Linked DNA regions of Mus musculus: region 2 is linked to region 1. A link is a loop called in an ENCODE intact Hi-C map of the cell type or tissue named here. Cell type or tissue: left cerebral cortex. All regions are shown on one strand. Each heading gives the region's core, and the rest is flanking DNA. Links, peaks and the distances in the headings are about the cores only. Region 1 overlaps Gm51655 (a long non-coding RNA gene). Region 2 holds the start of Brinp2 (bone morphogenic protein/retinoic acid inducible neural-specific 2).

What was found. A loop is a pair of places that touch in the nucleus more often than their neighbours do. Peaks named below come from ENCODE experiments on the same cell type or tissue, not always from the same donor. Only the 100,000 strongest peaks of a DNase experiment are listed, where the experiment ranks them.
Region 2: a loop joins it to region 1, with 2.5 times the contacts of the local background. A loop is called at or near these places in 6 of 42 quality-filtered maps.

Annotation. Positions count from the first base shown.
Region 1 is chr1:157,752,341-157,765,001 of GRCm38, forward strand. It overlaps Gm51655 (a long non-coding RNA gene), which reads left to right. Exons shown (of 2, transcript XR_003948076.1): 2 at 2,737-5,987. Among named protein-coding and RNA genes, the nearest start is that of Gm51655, 12 kb to the left of the region's middle. In left cerebral cortex, for the core only: a CTCF peak has its summit at 6,187 (motif pointing right); a DNase peak (open chromatin) is centred at 3,124.
Region 2 is chr1:158,348,991-158,361,651 of GRCm38, forward strand. It overlaps Brinp2 (bone morphogenic protein/retinoic acid inducible neural-specific 2), which reads right to left and starts at 7,270. Exons shown (of 8, transcript NM_207583.2): 1 at 6,527-7,270. In left cerebral cortex, for the core only: CTCF peaks have their summits at 5,204 and 6,327; DNase peaks (open chromatin) are centred at 2,957, 4,927, 5,670, 5,970 and 4 more places; H3K4me3 peaks cover 4,978 bases; H3K27ac peaks cover 3,397 bases.

The DNA.
Region 1 (12,661 bases), core at 3,019-11,018:
CCTCATTGTATGTTGGCTTTGAGTCATATATAAGGTGTTTGTTGCCTTAAGCTCAGGCTGAAAGGGGAAGCAACTCTTGGGGATAAGTCCTTTTTACAGTGTACCCGTAGGACAGTAGCCCAGTTGAACCAGTGAATACATTTAAAGCATCTTATGCACCATGCCCACTAACAGTCCATGGAATAAAGTAGATTCCATGGCTGAGCCTAACATGGTGCAAGAGGGTATTCCATAGTCTTCAGTCATGCAACAAGACCACTCTATGATAGTTTGAATATTTTTATGTATGTGTCTATTCGTGTGTGTGAAGATAAACACGTAAATGTATGTATATATGTGTGTGTGTGTGTGTGTGTGTGTACATGTAAATATAGAAGCCATAGGACTACCTCACTTATCCTCAGTAACATAGTTTACCCCTTTTGAGATAGGACTTCTTACTGGCCTGGAGCTGGTCAATTAGAATAGATTGGTTGGCCAGTGAACTCCAGCAATCCTTCTGCCTCTACATCTCCACTGCTGGGATTATGCATATACATGACCATATCTAGTTTTTTTGCTTATAAAGCAAGTGCTTTACCAACCAAGCTCTCTTCCCAGCCCAGGGTCTGAATTTTTGAATGGGTAGGAACTCAAATGATGATATGAGGATTGTTTTTGAGTTATCAGTGTCAAAAGGAGGAAAACCAGAAATGGACAGTCTATGAAAACCATTGTCTTCTCACTCACTCCTTACATCCCTCTAACTAAGTTCCTGTCAAGGAGACACAGGTGATGTGAACTGCTTTTGGAATTTGTTCATAGAAAGAAGTGGGCATGCTCTCTCATTGCTCTTTCCAACTGCTAGCTGGCTGGGATGTGCCTACGTGAGATGACAAGTCACTCGTTTGGGTGATGGTGGGTTGACTAAGCAGTCACGGGTCACCACACGAAAGAAAAATACAAGGAAAAACCCTTATCTTCAGCTACTTATTCTGTGTCTTTGTCAAAGCAGCTTAAACTGTACATAGTACTGTTTCCTAACTGCTACACAGTAAGAGACTCTTGTTTAAATAACTATATTTCCAGGTATCATAGTTATAGCAACTTAGTTTATTTCTTAACTAATAGAGATTGTATTGCTACTATTTATTCATGATTATTATAGGGTTTAAATGAAACAATGTGGAAAATCAGAACCTAGTAGTCTTTATTAATAAATTGGAGTTTTGGTAAAATGCATTTTTATTATATTAATCGTTTAATGTTATGTAACATGGTGTTATTATAATTGATTGGTAAGATGGATTTGGATTAATTTTAAACATGTCATTTGTTAACTACAGAAAATATAATAACATATATTTAAATATATATAATGCAGTATATTATGGACTTAATATAAAGGTAATTATTGTTAAAAGTCAGGCACCAAGCATTTTCAGTACAGTAACAGTCTTCTGCCTTCATCTCCCTCAGTGAAATAATAGTTGCCTCTATCTTCTTCATTTTCAATTCAATTTCAACTACTTTTTGTTTAAATATCCCTGAGAATAATGAAGCATTAGAAGCACTTGAGTTGGAGAACTTATGAGTGAGAGTTGTTCTTTTCTTTTATTGAGGCAACATCTTGCTGCGTGGCCAATGCTGGCTTCAAACTCCTGATCCTCTTGCCTTAGCTTTCCAAGTGCTGGGATTATAGATATGCATGGGCTTTTGACATTCATTGGATTTAGTTGGAATGCTATGCTGGTTTCCAAAATAAAAGAATGGGCACATCTCACCATACCACTGTCTGTGGGAACCCTCTCAGATACAGGTCGCTTGTATTTGAGAGTATAGGAGAAAGCACACAGGGGCTTCAAGGAAAATACAACACCATTCCTAGAAAATCAAATGTGAACTTGATAACCTCCTTGTATATTTGGAAGAATAGTATATTTTCATTATCTCTTCAGGGCTTATGAAGGGGGTGCACAAGGAGAGAGGCTCCAGTACCTCAGAGAAAACCTATTCTTCATTCTACAAGTGAACATTTATTAAGCACCCTCACCCCTCCCCACCCCACACAAATGAATGAGATGTATTTTCTATCTACAAGGAGTTCACTGTCTAGCAGCCGCAGGGAAATATATGTGTATGTATAATTGCTCAAGAGAGTAGCCTTCATGCCTAGCAGCTTCGTGACCTGGGGCAATTTGCTTTACTATTTGTGCCTTGGCTGCTTTGTAAGTCTTATGGAGGTGATGGTGATGGTGATGGTGATGATGAAGATAAAGATGATGATGATACTGATGATGCCAATGGCAGTGCCAATGATGGTGATGACGATGATACGGATGATGACGATCATACTGATGGTGATGATGACGACGATGATTATGATACTTCACAGGATGGTTGCAACATTAAATAAGTTAATACAGGTAAAGTTATTGACTATGGCAGCACGCTGGCTTTTGGTTTCTTTGAGACTCTTCAAATGGGTAGTCTTTATTGAGTTCTTGCTGGCCTTCAGATTCAGTGCTAAGTGACTTCATGCATTATTTGATCTACAGTTCCACAAGTTTTATGGGTCAAGTGTGGGTATCACCATATGGACAGATGTGGAAACTGAGGCTCCAAGAGGTGAAGTCACTGGGCTGAGGTCACAGAGATGCTAACTGACAGATCCAGGATTTGAACGCCAGAACTTCTTTCTCAGAAACTTACACTTTTAAAACTGCTACCTTTTCTTGCCTTTCTAACCCTCTGTAGATGGCTGCACTGATGAGACCTCCAGTGGCCTGAGAGATACCAAGCCGTGTCCCCTCACACAGGTGCCACTCACAGGACAGAGGAGTCTGGATGTGATGGGGGAGAGACAGAAACCAGCACTCGGTATCTTCGCTGAGAAGTGGAGAGCAGTATCTGGCTCCGAGTGTTGAACGGCTCATTGCCTCTGCTGTTCCTGTCTTCCTTCATGTTAAGAAAACAGAAGATGCAGTCAAACTTTGAGTTAATGGGTCTGCTCCATTCATTATTTACCCAGGGTGGTGCTTTATCACAGAGGCTCCTAAGTGTTTGACAAAGAAGGCATCTCATTAGCGCCTGGGAGGTTATGGGTTGGCCAGATGGTGGCTGTTTTCTTCTTTTCCTGGAGAGAGGCACAAGTGTCTCAGACTGTGTGGCAGCGGTTTCAGTTCTGAGGATCCTAGCAAGCAAGTCACGTGCCTTCCTTCCTGAGTCCTGCCTTACACTTTGGTAAACGTAAAAAGCAAACACTTTCCAGTCTCTTGCTGGCATGTAGGTGCTGCAGAGATGGTGTTTATGTGCGACAGAGTCCTACAGAAACAAGGGAAGAGTAGCTCCCAGGTGCAGCTAGTATCCTTGACCTAGTAGCTATTCTCAGCCCTGGGCATACTGACAAAGGAGGTGGGGAGGGGTGACTCATCACCTTTGATTCTTAGCTAGTGGCATATGTATGTATGTATGTATGTATGTATGTATGTATGTATATATGTATATATGTATGTATATATGTATGCATGTATATGTGTACATATATATATATACACACATACATATATATGTTATTCAGTATCAGAAAACTAGTTAAATGTAGGTCTTTTAGGTCTTTCCCCTTCTAAGAACCAGGGGCAAAGAGAACCATACCCTAATTAATTAATACAGGAATAGGAAAAGTTTTATTATGGTATACAATGAATGAGGAGCTGGTTCACATCTTTTATGCTGAACAAAATCTAGTAATTCCAACGATAACACTAATCATCACAGAGCAGCAAGGGCTGTTTACTTAGTACTTCTGCATGTCTCTGTTGAACTTGATGCTGGATGAGCACCAGCTAGTTTAGTCACCAGGCCAGTCTTAAGAGGTTTTCATGTAGCATAAATTAAGCACCCAGTCCACATCATTTTAGGCAGTTAGGATGGGTCTGGGAACGAGACAGCAGTGGATAACAGGCAGTTGTCGTAGTAAATAAATTATATAGAATACTAGAACGTGATAAGTGCCAGGAAAAAAGAAAGAATAGGAAAATATTTGGGGTGAGCAAACGATAAGTTAAGCAGTCATGAAGGGGGTGGTAGCACATCAGAGACTTTGAGGAGATCAAGGAGGGAGATGGAAGCAAAGGCAGAGCTAGTCAAAGGCCGAGATGCGAGGTGGCAGAGCGCTAGATGCTTTTGGGGAGCAGTTGGGTGGAATGCTCTGTTGAGTGGACCAGGAGATGAGATGAGGGAGGCACTGGGGCAGGGGCGGGGGGAGAATTACGGAGAGGGGAGCAACGGAAGGGTTTTGAGCAAAAGGAAAAGATCTGGCTTACTCTGGCAGCCGTGGCGAAATAAGCAGTGTATTATTCCTATTGTATGTTACATCCTGGGTCGGGTTATCGTTCCAAAGTAACAGCTAGTTAGCGGCAGAGTGAGACAGTCTCCTACGTAACTTTAGACCTCATGGCTTTGAGTGCACTATTGTCTCTGTGATATGATCAAAACCACTCTTCCTGCAAACAGATGATTGTCCTACTTTCAACCTGCTTCTCCTGCGGCCGATCTACCATGCAGGGATGGGGTAAGCTAGAGGTTTGATCTCGTGCTATCAGTGAATCTCTTTGCCGGCTTGCTTATTTGCAGACTGGTCTCACTGTGAGACCAAATGCTTTGTGATTCCAGCTTTGCTTTCCATTGCCCCATAAAGGAGCGGGGACACAGGGAAAACCCCATTTCCCCTCTGGGCCCTTTTTGGGATGGAGACTGATGTCAGGCATTGGGCACTCTCAACACCATCTTCAATGGCCTAGGGAGTTGATGGCAGAGAGATCATGGCTACTCTGTGGGAAACAGGGCTCTATTTCATTTCTTCTCCCAGAGTTAACACTCCTCTCTCAGCGGGGGCTCCTTTAATGAATCAATTAAGGAGGGTATTATTATTGGAAGCTGTTTTCAGCCCAATTAAGACCTTTTGGCATGTCAGTAACGATAATAAAAGTGAGTTAAGTCTCAATTTTTCTTTATTAGGATGTTTATTAGAAGATTGAAATGTTCATTAGGTGAAGAAAAGTGATAACATTCATCTTTGCTCATCAGAAGCACAATGGAACCTCAGTTACACTCAGTGTTACTGTGGTTGTGTGTGTGTCTCTGAGTGTGTGTGTGCGTGTGTACATGGGTGTGCATGTGCATCTGTGTCTGTGTGCGTGTACATGCATATGTGTTTCTGGGTTTTAACTCTACTTTGGCTCCATAGAAAAACAATTTTGGAGTCATAATTAATTAATTAATTAATTAGGCTGAAGAATTCAATGTTGACCACGTCTCTTGCTTTGGAGTGAGATGCAAGGCCAATGTCCAAATCAGGGAGGAGCCAAGTCTGGAAGGTTTGGGAGCACAGGGGCTTATTTTAGACCAGTTTCGGAAATTCGTAATTTTGGACCAAAAATAACATGTAGAAAAGTAGAAGAAGGAAATTATTTAAACTTTAGCATTTTCCTCATATTTATCCCCCTTCTTTTAAAAACGGAGCCATTCTGGATTCAGCTGAGGCGTCTCATGGAAGCCTTCCTGATTTTATTTCCTGGTCCTTCATATTCTCGTTTCCAAGGATTTTTTATGCTTACAAATCTGGTATTTATCATACCTTACAGGCTTTTTTGCCATTGCCGTGCGGTTCTGGTGTGTGTTCCTTCATAAGAATGTGAAGCATTGTTTTGCTTCCTTTCTGTCTTGACACATATATGTGAGCTTATTTTCCTTATTGTATAATAGTTCTCTGAATTTCTATTGACCTCAATTAATTTAACTCAGCACTGTACTTCTGAACACGTTGCTAACTTTTAAAATCATAAATCACACTGCAGTGTACATTCTGAGCCATGTATCCCCATGTATGAATGCAAATGTTTCTCTAGACTCGAGTTATCACGTCTTAAAACAAGGTGGAAATGGATTTTACATAGCATTTCTTGCATAAGTCATTCATATTCCCAAATAAAAGTTTTATGAAGTAATGCTCCTGCTGTATCCATGGAGTGCTCTGATGTATAGTCTGGTGCCTAGTTAATTCTGCTCTGTTTTATGTTATTCTGTCCTACTCTATTCTTTACATTCTGTCTTTTAAACAATATTTATTTATTTATTTTTATGTATTTTGCCTGAGAGTATGTATATACCTCATGTATATGCAGTGCCCATGCTGACCAGCAGGGGACAACAGATCACTGGGAACTGGAGTTACATATCGTAAGCTGATTTGGCTGTTGGGAGCTGAGCCTGGGTCATTACTAAGAATACTATGTGCTTGTACCTGTTGAGCCATCTCTCTAGCCTCCACCCATCTTACCCTTTCTATCTTACAGGTTTGACTTCATACTCATTTTTAACCCAAAGTATTCTGGTTCTGGCTTACTGAATTGATTCTATGATTTAGAAATGGATTTCAGCATGCAGTAAAAAACTGTTTTGTAGTATGTGTATTCAAAGTGAGAATTTTGTTCATTTAAACATTTCCTAGATATTGATGATTTGCTGTCTTAAATGGCTTCCTATATAATTTTCTTGGGTTTTTGCTTTGAGCAGGTCTGTTGTAAACAATAATAGTTCATTTAAAAATACATTCTAGTATGATAATTCTTGTTTTATTGACAATTTTATCTGACTATCCACTGTGGTATTTTAGACATATTTTATGTTTTGATCCTTCTTTTCTCCTCAATTCCATTGTCTTTTTCTCCTTTCTCTTTCTGTTGGTTGATAAGTTCCTGTATTTCCATCTCCAAGCTCTTGCTTTCTCTCTGCTAGTTTGGTGAATAAAGACTATATAGCTGTTCTTCCATGGATAGCCTAACCTGTCCTTTAAAAATGTGCTTTTCATTGAAAATGTAGGTAAAAAACCTCAACTTGTTAAGCAGTAATGGATGCAAAATATTTACAACCCACTTTGCTCTTCTCTGAATTTTAGCTTCACTCTTTTAAAACACATGAAATGTTATCAATTTTTATGGTCTACAGTGTCACATTTGTGTCTTGTATTATAATGACCCTCTAAATTCACTTTTCTTTTGTTGTTAACGTGTATCCTCATGTGGTTCTTGATAGTGAAGACATGGGTGATATGACATATTTTTGTAATGGAAAATTACCTCTTTTTGGTTCATACTCTTTTGTTTTGTTTTGTTTTTTTGTTTTTTGTTTTTGTTTTTTTCGAGACAGGGTTTCTCTGTGTAGTCCTAGCTGTCCTGGAACTCACTCTGTAGACCAGGCTGACCTCGAACTCAGAGATCCGCCTGTCTCTGCCTCCCAAGTGCTGGGATTAAAGGTGTGCGCCACCACTGCCCGGCTTTGGTTCATACTCTTTTTTTTTCTTTTTAAATATTTTTATTAGGTATTTTCCTCATTTACATTCCCAATGCTATCCCAGAAGTCCCCCGTACCCTCCCCCCAACTCCCCTACCCACCCACTCCCACTTTTTGGCCCTGGCGTTCCCCTAAACTGGGGCATATAAAGTTTGCATCCTAAACACACATATTTTTCTCTCAGCCATGTCAAGACATGACTCCATTGTCACCTGCCATCTTTATTGCTGCTGAGAAGTCGGCTGTCATTCCAAATACTTTTGCTTTATAAGTAATGTGACTTTTCTTTGTGTAGCTCTGGAGAGCTTTCTCCTCCCCCTTTTTTTAATGATGTTTGAAGAGTCACTAAGAAGGTCAGATATAGATTTGTACTTCCTTTCCTATGCAGGTATCAGAGATAAGTTTGATTAGACGACACTCATAGTAGGTTTGGAAAATCTTTAGTTCTAATCACTTTTGTTTTCTTCTGATAGATACATTCTCATCCTGTTAGAAATCTCTCATCCTCTTCTATACACTTAACTGCTTTGTATCATATTTTCATTAGTTTTGTGATAATATTTGAGTGAATGTCTCAGTAAAGTCTTTTCAATGTATGGACTTCCTCTTTACATGTTTATCCAATAATATCCTATTTTTAAGTTTTTAAATTTGGAGGTTTTTTTTTTCTCTAGTCTTACAATTTGTAGCACTTGAAAAATGAAAATGGTGACTTTATTAATTTCTTTTAACTGATAGTTTCTTTGAGTTCTCTAAACATAGTCAATCCTTATATATATATATATATATATATATATATATATATATACATACATATGTATATATATGTGTGTATACATACATACATACATATATATATATTTATATGTCTTCATAAAGTAAAATTAATATGAGTTGGATTTATATTCCAGTGGATGAGTCTATTTGCCATTTCCCCTAGCATTATATTTGTGTATGGTGTGTGGGACCAAATGTTAGCTTCTCTCTGTCTTTCTCTCTATGTCTCTCTATCTCCTTTCTTCCTCTGTATTCCTTCATTCACTTTGTTAACTGGCTTTGACATTTTACTCCATCTCCATCCTGGAAGCTGAGGTGAAACTTGCTTCTGTGTCTTATTCTGGAGGACATGGCTGATGGAACAGATCAAATCACCACGCCATAAGCTCCTGGGTTCAACTTTTGGTGGAGAACATGCTTCATCTTTTGGCCACTCCAGGCTTATAGTTTGTACAGCAGAGTCTCCTTAGCAACGTGATCTAAGGCAACACGTGCCCATCTTTTCTGCGTCTACATCAGTGACTTCTATGATTCCCTGTGTACAGATCCAGAAGCCAACAAGCTGTGGCTTTATCCGCACTCATCATTTTGTATTTTAATTGCATTTCTTGTCTATAGAGACCTTTATTAGGTCTATCTGTGACATTTTTTTTTTTTACTTTAAAATTTTATGTTTGATGTTTTATTACAAAATTCATAAAGTAGAGGATACTACAAAATATAAAATTCTTGTATACTCTTTGATATGATTGCTTTTCTTTTAATGGCCTCTGTTCCTTCTTTTTTCCCAGTCTTTTTTTTTTTTTGAAGAGCTTCTGATATATTCTCTGTTTCTTACAAATCTAAGAACAGGCCTACTGTCTAATTAGTTCTTAATGCCATAATCTCATGCTTATTCCTTTTGTGGAATTCTGCTGTGGGCCATCTGCCACTTCCTTGAGAACTTCAGGGTTTCATAGACTCATCTGAATTGGTGTAGGTGTGTCAGCTCTCAAGTTTGACATGGGTCTGGCTCTCCAGAATGACTCCTAATTTGATGTGAGAACTCGGGTGACAGAGACACTATGCCTTGGTTTAATCAGGAGTGAAATAGAAATCTCAATCAAACTGAGCTTTAAAATTTGTTAGAAGGAGACAGTGTCTATCAAAAGCTTAGTTGGTGTAACAATTTTTGTTATTATTATTAATTGTGTGTGCATGTCTGCACATCATGATATTCGTGTGAGCAAACACAAGAGGACAACTTTGTGGAGTCACTTCTCTCCTCCCACCTTTATGTGTATCCCAACGATTTAACCTAGGTCATCTAGCTTATGTCACTGAGCAGCAGCAAGCACCTTTATTTACTGGGTTCTATCACTAGCCATTAGATGCTTTGCTGATGTAAGTATTCAATACATGTTGAATATATCAACTATCCTTATATTTATGAATAGCTCCAGATACAATCGATTAGCATGGGAATGCTGCTAGGGTCTTATTCATAATAGAAGACAGGGAACAGGAATGGGCTGTTTGTGAGGGTGAAGTTAGAGAGGAAACTAGGAAGTGATAAAAGATGGCCTCTGATACATCCGTCTCCCAAGTCTGTTATGAGTCTTAATAATTATGGCACAGGTGGCTCTTGTATATTCTAAAAACTGATGGGATAAAGGATAACATTCTAGTTTCATTGGGTCAAACCCCAAAGCTTGAGGCCAATGGGAGCAAGGGTGCAGTGGAAAAAGCACTGACTTTTCTTTGTAAAGGAAGATGGCTTGATTTTGGCGTTTCCAGGTTGGATTGCTTATTCCATTTCTTCAAGTTTGAGTTCCTCATCTGTAAAGCATGAGTGCTGATCCTGCTTCTTAGGGCAGGCTTGAGAATGGACTGAGATGACATGTCTAGCCTCGCGTGATATCTAAGAAGCAAGGGGAGACTAAAGAGATTGGGTGATATGTGCTCCATGCACTATTCCCTCCTACTCTATCCTCAATACCTTCATGTGTCATCTTATCTCATGGACTGGGCTCATTAGGCCCATTTTCAGAAATTCTGTAGGCAGATGGCAGCAGAGGGACAGACTGAATCGACAATGGAACTTTTTGACCAAGGTGGCAGAGCTCCATTTTACACCCTCGTGGTAGACACGTCCCTGAGGACAAAGATTTTCTGGACTGCCTAAGGTTTGTATAATTTTAGAGGTGGGAACATTTCCTACTTAAGGCTGGAGACTCAGTGTTCAAGATGGAACATGGAGTGGATCTTACTTTCTCTTTGATATTTTTCTTTTTCAGTGTCAAATTCTCATTGAGTATAACAATATTGTTTCTTACTGGAGTTCTTTTCTGTCCCTTCTCAAGTTCTTTTCTTCCTCATTCCTCCCCTCCTTCACACACATACACACACACACTGTCTGTGTGTCTCTGTGTGTATAGTGCACTTATGCGTTCATGTACACATAGAGGTCACAGGACAACCTCAGTTGTCATTTCTGATACATAGTCCACCTTGCTTTTTGAGGCAGGTTCTCCCATAGGTTTGATGCTTACCGATAATTATAATTAAGTTGACTGGCTAGCAAGATCCATGGATTCACACATCTCCACGTTCTCAGGGCTATGGTTGCAAGCACTTGCCATCTTTGACACTTCAAAACAACTGGGTTCTGGGCATCAAACTAAGGTCCTCATGCTTGTAAGACAACCACTTCTGCACTTGAGTTATCATTCCAGTCCCCAGGTCTCTTCTAAGGCTTCACTTATTTGGGTTGCATTGAGGAATTAACAAGGAAGTAAGGAGAAGGGATAAAATGAATGTCTTCTACTAGGCTCCTAAGGGCATCCTTTCATGACCAGAGCATGGAGAGTGCCAAGTCCTTCTCAGATTATTTTTTCTCTTCTGCTTCACTTCTAATTCAAAAGGGTACTCATTGTTGTTTCCCACTCTGACACTTTAAAGTCAGTAATTTTCATTGAGGGGTCTATAGTCTTAACTCATCTCAGTCCTAAATTCTTTCTTATAATTTTAAACACAAATTCTCTCTAAGTATACAAAAGCTATGATCTATTACAGTTTTAGGAGGGATGCTGGGAAAATTAAACATTATTAACACAACTCACACTTTTCATGTTAAAGGAAGAAAAGTACTGTAGAAGCCAAGGCATTCTACTTGTTTAGTGTAGAGAGAAGCTGTCCAATGGTCTACCTGAACTGGCTTCTGTACAAGTCTAGACAACTTGCTTTAGCTTTGCACTCCTGCCCTACACTCCAGACTTACTGAACCAGAATTTCTGAGGATAACACTCAGTAATATGGTTTTACATGTATCCCTGAGCAGGGCACTGGTAATTCTGATACAACTTACAGGTGGGAAATCTTGGATCACATGTGCCAACTATCTGTCATAGTGTCACTGACTCACAAAATCTTAGCTATTCATTCATATTTGAAACCTTGGGGCTTTTGTCCTCTTTTTAATTATTGTCAAAAGAAGAATACAATCAGTTTTTGCAATATCTTGGTATGTTTTCAATCTTCATTAAAGAACATCTTCAAACAAAATAAAGGAAGCACAAAGTGGGCAAACCATTAGTATAACTGGGGCTCTGACTCCAGCAGAACTTGGAAGATCCTAGTTGTTTCTTGAGGGCAGGAGAAATAGATGAATAATTTTCTTCTCACATTACAGCAGTTTTTCTTAACCTGGCTGAATACTAGAATCTTTCTCCAGAGCAATTAAGCCAGAGTCTCTGAGGGCTGTCCTCAGACATCAGTGTTTTTTAAAAAAGTACCCCAGGTGATTACAGTATGCAATTGGGCCATATTAGAGAGCTGCTTGCTCCCTGAAGGAGGGGGGATGAGTGGCAGGTTGTTAGTGCCTGTCCCAGGCTAAGAATAGTAGCTCCTTTCTCATTTAAACAATCAAGCATGTTGGCTTAGTCCCTGACACCTCTGTAGAGTCTGAGCAGGAGTGGAGAGGGAGAAAAAATGAAATAGACACGACTTGCACTTTAATTGAAAAGAAAGCTACAGACTGTATGCGAGCGCTTTCACATGCCCTGGTCTCCTGACTACTAAGGCAATGGCTCTGAAGTTCAACCTAACATCAAAGAATCCAAAACTGGACAGCAATATTTACAACAGCAACAGTGTGGAGCTACTGTGATGAATGGATATGGCTGACTGTACTGAATCTCACCCGTGCTTTGTAAAGTCTAGAATTGAGACAGTGTGGGAGGCAGGGCTGAGAACAGGGATGGGCTCTGTGTCCCCACCTGACTTTCAAACTCCCACAGTATTTCTGGCTTGTATCCATCAGTGAACCCAAGTCCTTATAGTAGGAGGGGAAATTTCAAACCCAGATTTGTTTGCCTCTTACATTGTATTCATCTTACAATGACAAAAATCTATTACATATACACCACTCTGTCATACACTATAACTTCAAATGTGCAATGTGTATGTACACACAGATTTACTGTTCAGAGGTCCCTTGCAGTAATTTTCGACGATTCCTCTTTATTTTCTTCCCTGTTTTCTACACTCTCAGCTGCCTTCCTGAAAAACACTG
Region 2 (12,661 bases), core at 1,537-9,536, 600 kb after region 1:
TTTGTTGTTTGTTTGTTTGTTCTGCTGAAGCAGAGTCTTGCTAACTTTGGTTGGCCTGGAGCTCACTGTGTAGAAGAGGTTTGCCTTGAATTTTCATTGACCCTGTGCACACCCCCCCCCCCCCCCCCCCCAGTGCCAGGGTGACATATGTGTTCCATTAAGTCCAGCTTCACATTTCTTCAGTCCCTGGAGATCTGATTGTGTCATTTGCTGAAGCAGGTATCTGAGGAACGAAATGACTACAAGCTTAGTTTGGGATACCAAAACTGTCCGTGTATCAAACTAGAGATCTTCAGCAGGAAGTGGGCATGACATTTGTTGAGTGTCTTCAATGAACTGAAGCTATATTTGGTACTCTGCTCTATCTTTACATTAAGAACAACACCCTAAGAGAGAGGTTTGTAGGTGCTGAGAGGGGGCTTGAGAGATAATAATGCCTCCTTCACATAATTCATATTTTAAAACTACAAGCAAGACTGAATAAAGACCATAGAAACAGAAGGGTTAGAAAATATAATCATAAAGGTAATCTGAAGAGAGATCATGGAAAACATGGGAAGGAGATAATAACTGCTCCCTGGGGGTGATGTGTGAATCAAGTGCAATACAGCTTGGAAGAATATTTTTGCAAATGATAGAAGGGCTAAGCAAACATGAGAGAAGTTCTAGGCATGTCCAACCCTTCTCTCGGTGACTAACAGTACCAGCATAGTTATGATGGAGGGGTGGTAGCCTTTCAACCTGTAATTAACAAATAAAATGTGATCCTCACGTCTTTCCGTTGCAATGGATAGTTTGGTAAATAATCTTGAAAAATACAGTGGTAGCTCTTCTGTCTCCCTGCCACACTAAAACATGTCTGTTTTGAAAAAACGAAAAAGTCAGGAAAGGGGAGGTCACATGATGGCAGAGAGGGCACAGGAGGGACTTCGAAGATTAAGATTAAGTACAGACAAGTATGTCCTCGTTTTTTGGAGAGAGAACCTGAAGATCATTCACTTAGTTATTTTTACTATTACACTCCCTACCCCTTTAAAAAACAAACAAACAAAAAAAAAAACAAAAAAACCAGACTAAACCAAAAGGCCTCTCACCAACTCACTCTGGGCATGTGAGCTGAGGGCTATATTGCTTTAGAAAAGCTTCCAGTGGGCTGAGTCACAGTTAGCTAGGTCCCTCCTCAAATAAATATAGGCCATGTAGGCTATTTGTGTTTCTTGCTTTTAAATTTCAGAAACCCATGCCCAGAGGCTCCCTCTGGGCCGCTCTTGACCTCTCCTTCCATGTTCTCTTTCTTTTTATGTCTCAGGCTCCTCCTGTCTCAAGCTCTGCCCTTTCTCCCCCATTAACCTGCTACTGCTCTGCAGGGCCTGGCTAGCGCGGTTTAAAAGAAATACACTGTCTGCCACCGATGGAAATCTAACTTCTGGTCCCTATATTAAAAACTAAAAGAAATGAACAAAAAAACTGGATTTTTTTTAACCCAGCATATCTGAAATATTACATCATTTAAATCTAAAATCAGTGTAAAATAGTGATATTTTTACATTGATTTTGTTTGTGTGTGTGTGTGGGTGGGTGGGGGGTGTTCTTAGAAACAGAGTCTCTTATATCCCATGCAGGCCTCCCATTCTCTATACAGTTGAGAATAACCTTGAACTTCTGATCTTCCTGCCTCTACCTCCTAAGTACTAGGATTAACAAGTGTGTGTCACCAGGCTTGGTTTATGTGGTGCTAGAGACAAAATCCAGGGCTTGAGGCATGTTAGGCAAGGAACATGTCAACAGAGCCACATACCCAGTTTCTTATAATTCTTTGTTTGTTTGTTTGTTTGTTTTTTCGAGACAGGGTTTCTCTATGTAGCCCTGGCTGTCCTGGAACTCACTCTGTAGACCAGGCTGGCCTCGAACTCAGAAATCTGCCTGCCTCTGCCTCCCAAGTGCTGGGATTAAAGGTGTGCGCTACCACTGCCTGGCTCTTATATGGCTTTTGAAAAAGTAAATCTTTTCAATTTTACAATCCTGGCATGCATTTCAAGAGCCCCTGAGCTACCTGTGGAGTTCTTGGGTGGATTTTTGCCTGCAGTGGCTCCTAATTTTACCCAATCCAGCACCCCAGGTATTTTAGCATTGCAACTGAGTTTGAGAAAAACAAATGATGGGACAGGACCAGCCACTGAAGATGGCAGAATATGATGATGGTATTCATACTTTCCTCTGCATATCAGAGTGATAATTTAAAGAGGACCAACCTGCACCAGTAGGTTAGAGAAGTCTAGCCCACTGCAGCCATCATAATTTAGCCTTCTGACACTTCCTTCCCAAACAGAGCAGGATTTCCTCCAAAATTATGAACAACACATCATGGGCCCAGGACTCTGGCTCAACCCTGAACATGGCAGTGTACATTTCTGAAAAGTAAAGAGAGAAGAAGTCCTATGCACAGCCCAGCTACTGGCCATTAGCATAAGGGTGCTAGTAGAAACAAGGGTGACAGGTAGGATTAAGGTAGGATCTTCAAGAGAGAGCTAATGTCTCTTAAGAGCTGGTTTGAGACTGTACTCTTGGACCAAATACACAGAGAGTCTGCGCTCCCAGGGAACTCCCTCCAGATCTCAGAGAAGTTAGGGAGGGGACTGTGGCAAGTCATTCTCTTCTCATGTCCAAAGGGAGCGTTCCCTATTGTAAGGATGGAGCCATTCACACAGTGGCGTGCAGCCTGAGTGATGCTTCAGACCAACTCCTAGAACAAGTGTGTGTGTGTGTGTGTGTGTGTGTGTGTGTGTGTGTGTGTGTAACTGGCTGCAGCCTTCTCCTGTGAGACAGCAGCAGCCCTTAGACTCCCCTTGGTTCTACCCAGGCTGACACCATGCCTCTCCCTTCTTTGCTCTGCTGAACAATCACAGAACCCCGTGGTACAGCTGCGGGCAGTACCACTCCCCACCCCCTCCTGTCTTTTTTTGTGGTCTCCTCCTTTGTGACTGCAACAGCATATGTTTTATTAAAAGGGAAAGAGAAGAGGAGACAAGAGGTTATGTACATGGGCATGCTCAAGAATCTTAAGATTGGAAATCTTCTGCTCAATGCTAAATGCCTAAGGGCTTTGGCATTTTGCCGGTTCCAAGTAAACCCCAAGAGGAACATTTGGGTGGAGAAATAGGAAATGGGGGAAAATCAAAGCTCTCTCTTAAAGGATTCTGATTCTAAAATATGAGAAGTCTTTTCTTGTGTTCTCTTGAAATTTGCCTGCCTTCCCCAACATCGTCATTCAAATTTTTTTTTTGATATAAAGTTGATAGGCTCTCTGACCTTGAGTAAAGCTTTTCCCATTGTATGTGGCTTAGACCTGAGAGTGGATGGAAGGCCAGGTAACATTTCCAATGTCTAGCAATATGCCCAGTATTTCAGAGCCCTGTCAGGATCCTAGATCAACTTCCGCTAGGCCGTACATGTTTAATACAATGAACACAGATACATAGGATTTCCAGGTTGCAAGAGAGGTGGCCCCAAAGGCCCATGCAGACCATGCTGGTTTCAGCTTCTCCCTGTGCCTGTGTTCCAGTGAGGGACTTGATCAACTAGAGCCCGTTAGCCCTGCTCTGCCTACCCAAAATATTCCACTCTAACTCTCATGGCTCCATTCTAATTCTCCCTTCGTGAAATACTGATAGCTCTTATTATTAGTACAGATCAATGGCTGATTAATAGGGTCAGCCTTTTGACTTCTCTTGTATTGAACTTCTGTTGAGAATACATCATCATTTACCTTTGCCTGGACATAGGCCTATTTTCCCAAGTAGACTACAAAATCATGGGGTTAAAGTTTCCTAAGGTTTTTTTTATCCCTCTGTGCCTTGATGTACTGCCAGAGGAGGACCCCCCAAATCACATCACAGCCTCCTTGCTTTGTAACGTATAAAGCAACCAAGTCAGATCGCAAACACTGAGATGGAACTATGCCTTAGAAGGAGCCCAGGGGACTGAGGTTAATTAGGAAGCAGTAAGACCCAGGCCTCCATTCCATGAGTTTTCCTACTGCTGTGTGTCCTGTGTAAGACAGATCTTCTTCTGGGGTTCTCTGCACTCCCCTTTCCAAGAAGAAGACTGAAGTCTTTCACGCTCTACATCTTAGGATAACCAAAGACAAAGGAGACTATAAGCCATCTGAGAATTATGTAGAGGACTTCTGTAAATGCTCCCAGCTCTTTGGGAAAGGAGCTCTTCAAAATATATGCAAGGACTTATTATTTAATAAGAAGAAAGAATGGCTCTCCAGAAGTAATACCACACAGTGCTCGCTTAAACACTAGCTAGGAACCTGAACACTGAACATTCCAGCCAGTGCAAAGTGCCCACACATTATCTCCAGTCCCTTCAGATTACCTCTTGTTTGTGAGTGGAGAGGGATTTTGGAGCACCCTCCCTGAGGGATAGGTCTAAGGTGGTGCTCCCAGGTGCAAGCCTGTACCTTGGGGAAGAGGATCAGGAGGAGTTGATGACGCAGGGAGCAGGGACGTTCTGTGCCCTCTGGCTTTGCTCAGTAAACAACCTGTCAGGAGGCCAGAGAGGAACACTCTGAAGGGGATCTTGAGGTCCAGGAAGAGATGTTTCCCATTCCCCAAACCAGGCCAACACAAGAAGAATCGGGCCCTTCTGTCCTCCCCAGCGTTTACCTCCTCTGACTTTTCTTGTTTCCACACTGAACACATACCACTCCATTCTGGGAAAGGAAAGACAACTCCATTTTTTTGTAAGGCGAAAGAAGTAAGAGTCAAGAATGCTTCTGGCTTCCCCATGGCTGCAGCCCAGCTGTCAAACCCCTTAAAACCAGCTGTTTTCCAGCAGCCAAGATTCTGGTCTGACGCTTGCTCTCAAACACAGTCTCCTTGCTCGGCATCTTTCCAAATTCTTCTTTCCTCACAGAAGCAGAGCATGCATCTTTTCCCAGAGTGGGTAGCAGCTATGGTACTGGTAAGATAGATCACTGTGGCAGCATTGCTTGGTCATGCTCTCAGTGCTACATAGCAACTCATTCCAGGTGAGAAGGAACTCATGAGGGCCATGTCATAAACAAACAAACAAACAAACAAAAACCAGGCATACAACTGTGCAAAATCAAGAGGGAAAACACATAGACTTCAGCATCACTCTAGCTGTTTCCTGATGTCATCAGACTGCCCCCCAGGGGATTTAGTAGAATCCTATAGCTTCCTGGTTAATACAGGCATTGCATATCTTCCAAGAGCCTGGCCAGGGGGGCGAGGAAAGCAAAGGAATCAACATACACTTGTCTAGAGAAGACCTGGGGAGAAATACTTAACTCACAGTGTATATGTTTAATTCTTCTTATTGGCCTATGCTAACATATCACTGGCCCTGTTGGATACGGTCCGGATTTTATTTCATAATTGATATTCTCTTAGCACATTTGTTCCTACTCAGGGCAACCTGCTCCCAGGACAGGGAAAGCATACATATGGTTCTTTACAGAAAGGTCTGTTCAATCACATTACAGTGCATCCAGTTGATTGTTAGTTAATATTTGGCTTAAGTCTATATACCCTGGATAAATATGTACCGTGAAGAAAGACTGCTTGGTGAAGAGAGAACTCCTCTGGGCTAGAACAGCAGTGTACAAGTTCATCCTCCTACTGGGTAGCGACACCCCAGGCATCATGGCCCGAGCAGGGGCTAGGCAGAGATGCTTAGTGTTTCTGTGAGCAGCCAGCTTCCTTCATACAGCTGTGAACACACACACACACACACACACACACACACACACACACACACACACACACACACACACACACACAGCTGTGTATGAACAGGGAAAACACTCTGATAGATAGTCTCAACAGACCCTTCCCTTCAGCACAGCAATATTCTCCCTGTAGTGTCTCCAGTGTACTACCAGGATTGACTCAGTCGATTGGGGTTTCTGTTATACCACCCAAAGGAGACTATGGGATTCACTCCTAGGAATTATTTTTGTCCCTCATTACATGTTCATAGAAGAAATAGACTGGCCTCTAAAGCATGCCACAGGGCTTTAATGACCATGTGAATACAGCTATATTGCACAAAAGAATACCAGGTCTTTAGGGTCCTCCCCAAACACAGTGAACCTCGTGCAGTTCTGTCCGGCATCAGCTAGGCAAGCAAAAGTCCTTGTCATCCTCTGCAATTATGGAGCCCGAATGAATTTTCGAAAGCTAATGGGAGTTGCACTAACTTTAAGGACTTAAACCAGGCAAAAAAAGAAAAAAAAAAAAAAAAACCAATATAGGTCAGGCAGAGTGCCCAAGCTCTGTGACAGCCATGCGACACCAGGAGGCGATTCCAGAGTCAGCTCAAACCCAAAGTCCACTGCTAAGCTCCACCTGACAGAAACTACGGGGTGGAATGGGAGTTATTCCTTTTGCTTGCAATTGCCAGGCACCAGACAAGAAGGTTGAATGAGGACTCATGAAAATCACAACGAAAGGTGATACAGAAAACCCAGGGGTACAGACCCCTGCACGATTACCTTGAATCCTTGTAAGAGTCCTTCTTGCTGTATCAGCTGCTCCCCAAACCACCAAGGACTGCGAGGAGACTCCCAAAAGACGCCTGATTTTTGTGCAACATCTCCAGTGGCAGCCTTCCAAAGTTTTTACTTCATGATTTCTTGTGGCTCTTTCTCCTTTGGGGAAATATGAAATGCCACCCCCTCAGCTTGTGAGAGGGAACGGATGTCTCTTTTCAAATTCTCCTGCTCTGGGCTTTGCTGTCGCCGCCGCCGCCGCGGCGGCAGCTTTTAGACCACTTGCCTGCTGCCTTGCCGTGGAGCAGCGAGCATCCCAGGCACCCACAGCATCTGTGAAGTGGGATCAGCACTAGGCTGGGTCGCACGCGGCGTGGGAGAGGTGAGGAAAGTGGGAAGCCAACTGAGAAGTCCCCTGTCCCTCGACCGAGGTGAAACCCAAGATCTTGCCTTCTTTTTTTTCCAACTCTAAAGAGACTCACCCGCCCTGTCATCCGAAATCTGTGCCTTGTACATGGACAGAAATCGTTCCTCAGGCGTCTGGGCTCCTTCGGCTGCCTGAGGACCTGCTGGTGTCCTCGGAGCGCGCGGCAGGTGCATTTCCAAGTCCTCCGGAACCCGTCGAGCTCAGCGGAGGCGCTGCGGGTTGAGCCGCGAGCCGCGCGGCAGGCAGGCGGATTCCATCCTGGAGCTGCAGCCCGGCGCGTCCCCACTCCGGCTTCCCGGTCCGTACCTAACCAGTGTCACCTGCAGACTCAGACACCGGATGAGTGTCTTAAGATAACAATGCTGCCCTGCCTGCCTCTCTCGTTCTTTCTTATGCACGTAGGTTGGCAGCCAATAGGACCCTGCGCCATACTCACCACAGGCTCCCATTGGCTGTGAAGCCTGGCAGGAGGCGGGTTCTGAGGCCTACCGGCAATCTCCTTTGGCTAGCTGGCAGGCTGGGGTACCAGCTCTGTTAACCCTCCCAGCTTTTTGCAGCAGCGACTTTTTCCCCCTCCCCGCAGTAAGGATAAGGAAGAATTGGATAAATTCGCGGCTGCGTGTGGCGTTGGGAGTGAGATTGGAGCGTGTCAGAGGCTGAGGAACAAGAAGTAGACTGGGAACTAATTACATTTGCTTTGGTCTTCTGAGTTACAATATTCATTCGTCCCAGCCCATTTTGTTTGCTTGCTTAACCAGAACTCCCAGAGATGGGGACCCATTTGAGCCATTTTCCTTCTAATTTGAGGTTTCATTTAGTTGTTCTGTGCTTTTTAAACCTCCTGAATTACTTAATTAGAAGTGAGCCCCCAAGTGAGAAATAGCTCTCTCTCTCTCTCTCTCTCTCTCTCTCTCTCTCTCTCTCTCTCTCTCACACACACACACACACACACACACACACACACCCCGGGGCCGGGGGCGGGGGGGGGGGAGGGAGGGGGTAAAGAGGGAGGCAAAAGACCACAGGAGCTCTGTGGTAAGATGACCAGGCAGAGAATCGCTGAACAGCTAAATTGAGACACCTCACGCCCCACACCAGACCTGTAGGGACAACAGCAAAGAGGAGAACTTGGGGATTCTGGGGAGACCTCTGAAATGGCCTGCGTCCAAAAAGAAAGAGAATTGTTTTGCCTGTGATGGTTTCCTTCTGTGTGTCTCCTTTCACTCCAGTGGCTGTCAGGAAGAGGGACTCGCATTTTTTAAAGGAAGACTAGAGAAAGGAGAACAGGACAAGCCTTGTTTCTGAGAAGCAGGTGCTGTCTGCTGAGCCTGTGAAAGGGAAGTCCGGGCAGTGGGTAAGGGAGGGAGAAAAGGAGGGAAAGAAGGAAAGAAGGAGGAATAAAGATATTAACTTTAATTGAATGGATGTGAACGATATGTTTTTGATGTTCTAATAAATGTGTGAGGCTGAAATGCATCCTACTAACTGGCGAACTACACTAAATTTTGGAAAGAGCCGTTGTTGAAGAAAGATAAGTTGAAAGTGGCAAGGGATGTGGGGGAATTCCCAGTGAGTCACATGATGAAGGCCTATATAGAGGAGAATAGGCAGAGAGGGAGACAAGTGTCTCCATTTAGTTTCCTTGAGTTGAGAGCAACATCGGAGATTGTTTTGGAAAGAAGTAGACAAAACAGAGGGCAGAGGTTAGATGTACACAGAGGAAGGATATATCTGGGGTTAGGTATAAAGTGCCCCTTTAGCCAGATGCTCTGAAAGAGTGAGGAAGTCTAGAAACTGCTTCTTATCTACAAACCCCCACCCATTTCCATCATATCTGATCTCTACTTGTTTTCTACTCTGCATCTCACCCAAGTTATTCCTTCTACACTCTGCAGGAGTCTGGCTATAAAACATGCCAGAGAATGGCGGTCCTGTGGAGTCCCCAGATCTTCAACTAAGATAAAATATCTAAATAAACTACTGAGAGTTTAACTGCTCCTGACTGTGGAGCCAGTTGTTCCTGAGATTCCTAGAGACAGAGGCCCACTGAACCTAACCCACGTAAGAACGCTTTGGAGGTCTTCCTGTGAAATAACTTGAGGGAGTGAGGGAATGGATGAATGGTAGGACAGGTGTAACTTCTGTCAATGGAAAGAAGGAAAGTGCCAGGATTTCTCAAGAAGGGACAGCCAATCAAAATCTTGATGAAAATCAAGAAACTTGGCTGTGTTTTCTTAAATCACCCATGATATTTTAATGAAGAAAATCACACACTAAAAAAACCTACAAATGTTCATCTGATGAAGGTACTTTGAGGTAACTACTATTCACTTCATTTCCAACATTACAAGAAGCAAACATTGATTCTTTCTTAGTAAATCTAATAACAGCCCAAAGAGGACTACTATGCAAATACCCACTCCCAAAGAATTTCACTCTCTCTTAAACCGTGAAAATATAGAATATTAGGAGGATACAGTGCTCTACACCTTATTTCTTCCACTCACTAATGTCTTGGCCACAAGAAGCTGATGATCATCTGAGTTAGTCCCACCCTTTAACTGTTGCTGCACACATACTATCTTTTCTTCTAAATGAATATAAAAGTCAAGGAATATAAATCACTACATTTACTTTTTAGACCAACAGTATATGAATTCTTGTGGCAATGTTTCAAAAGTCCACTTCCGTCTGAAACAGTTATGTCATGTAACAAGACAGTGGAGAGGGTTATTGTCACTGAGCAACAACTAAATGTCTGAATGTGTGAGATCTTTTTGTGCAATCTCATTTCCTTCTCATGAACTCCAAGCAAGTTATACATTGTTATTATTTATGTATTAGTATTATTGTTGTTTAAATTCTACAAATAAAAACATTTAATGCAAGACACTGTTTTCAGTGTCTGAACTGAATGTGCATATGCGTTTGCATGCATGTACGTATTCGGTGAATGGAATGGAATGATGAGAACGGGAAGTGATGCAATTTCTCATTTCCAAGATGAGGCTGGAGGTTTATCTGAGTAGTTTGGATAACCTAAGGAATGAAGAGCACTGTGACGAGAAGGGCCTAGGAGTGAGGATGGGAAACAGCCTCATCTTCATTGGTGTGTATGTGTGTGAACACATAGTTTGGGGAGTTAGTGATCAGGGAATGAAATACTTGACAGTGAGCAATCAACCTAGGGGAATAAGTGTAAGAAATGAACATTTTAAATTTTCAAACCACAGAATTCTGGTACCTGAGCTCTTGGGTATAGAGTTGGCTTATGAAGAAAGCAATCCAAAGGTATTAAGAGTCATAAAAAGAAGCCACTGACATTTAAATATAAAACAGTGAACCTCAGAGAAGAAGTCAGGCTTACACCTTACAAAACTTGGTATTTTTAAATAACATGCTTTATTTTAAATAAGTTTATATTAAAATTATTTTATATTTAATATACTTAGTAAGTTTATAGTTAAATAGTATATTTTAAATAATATAAACACTTGCATGTATACTATTTATAGAATGGGATATGGATAGAGATAATTGAGCTTATTCTCTTCATGAGAAACTAAAGATGGGCACAGTTCAAGTTCTCCTCCAAAGGAGAGTGTGAGGCCAAGCTTTGACCCACATATGTGGCTTTGCTACAGCACATCACTGCTACACATAAGAGGTGACTGAGACTCACCTGAATCTCGTCATCTCACTTAAGAGGAAAGCATGACCCAGGAGATACTCTCTGGTTTCTGTGAGCTGCAATTTCTATCCTCATCTCTAGATATTTAATTCCTGAAAAGTAGCAGATATGATGTTACATCCTGTGTAGGGAAACCATGAGCCTTGGCAAAATATATTGTCGTTTTGTTCCCATAGCCTTGATTGTTAAACTCTTCTGTGGAAACTGACATCATATAGAAGTTCAAGATGTCAATATCTAACACTCTCAGATGTGACATTTTAAGAAGACTCCACAGTGATTTGGGGAAAGCCACTGCTTTCCCCAACCCTCCACTGCTACACTTGTGCTTTCTAACACAGCACTTTTCAAAATTAGAATGATTTAAAAATTATTGTAGGCTACGTAGCATTCAGAAATAGGAGGACTATTCCTTCTGCCCGTGCTCTGATGGATGCCCATGAGAAATGGAGTGTCAGATGAATGAGTTGGCATCATTTCAGAAATATTGTTTGTGCTTTCAGTGACACAGAGTCTTCGTACATTGAGCTCATCAAGCCTCTCGCTATTTTCTTGACTTTGGTTTCTTCATTTGTTAATCAAGCCAATCTGCTATGAGACGGATAATCTGACAGTTGCACCCCATTTCTCACACTTCAGAGACACTTCTGTTTCCTGGCTTCCCTTTATCCCATGGCAAATCACATTGCCTCTCTATGTGCCATGCTTTTCTAGAGAAAAGGAGAAGAGGAGAAGGTTTCATGGAGACTTTATGTCCTTTGGCTTTATGTCCTTGGTCTTTATGTCCAATCACATGAAAATCAAGAAACTTGGCTGGGTTTTCTTAAATCACCCATGATATTTTCATGAAGAAAAACACACATCAAAAGTCCTGCAAATGTTCATCTGATGAAGGTAGTATGTGCTTTGAGGTAACTACTAGTCATGTCATTTCCAATATTATAAGAAGCAAACATTTGTTTGCTGTTAAGGGAGCAGTGAAGATGGATGGGAAGGTCATTAGTTAATGTATCCTTTTGTCAGTAGTTTGCAAGGAAAACATGATAATATACATATGCATTAATTTTCAGATATGTCATTTTGAAACAAAACTTACATCAGTTCACCAGTTGTTGTTGTTGTTTTTTTCTTTTTATCCATTTTTCCCCTTTTTCTTTCATTCCTTAAATGTGACCTTAAACATGGCTGGCTCAACTAGATTGAGCTATTCAATTAGATTAATCTTGTGAAATGTATGGCACATAGCTTTATCTCTTAAAGGACACACATCTGCGTTTGTCAATAGGTCACGTCAGGTAGGTCAGAACAGCAACTGTTTCAAAGCTGGGGTCCTATTTGAGAAGGTGGTGATTTCCATGTCTGCATAGGGACTGAACCCATCTTCCTGCTGGTATTTAAACACTGAACAGCCATGTTGGAAGAGGATACTTTAGAATTAAGTCATTGCTTATCATGTTGAAGTTCAGCCAAATATCAGATCCCAGCATTCCCCAAATGTTGCTTTTCTTATATGGTCTATGGCATCCAGCACATAAGGACAACAGCAGCAGCACTAGCTGAAGCAGAACTTCTATAAACTTTGGGTGGTGGTAGTGTTGTTCCTAAGAATACTTAGTAAGTAAAGGGGCTAAGTATGCTGTTTCTTTCTTGACAGAGTTTGAATTGACCTTCAACACAACCAGCAATGTTCTTTTATTACTTCCCCATGGACTTTGGCTAATGAGAAACTTGAGTTTTCACATATACTTTCTACTCTGTTCTGTTTACTGAATTTTCTAGAATTAAATGCTTATGGTTTCTTTGAGCTAAGTCTGCTTTCCCTGTCAATCATAGCACTCCCATCATCTTTTTATTGCTTATTGTACATAGCATTTGTGACAGAGATAAAATGAGGCATAAGTTGTAAGTGAAAGTTCTACATTGCTTAACAGTATGAGTTACATCGACTTCCTTCTTTTGTTGTTCATCATTTTTTCATTGCTGTATTTATATCAATATTGCAAATATTATCTTTAATCAT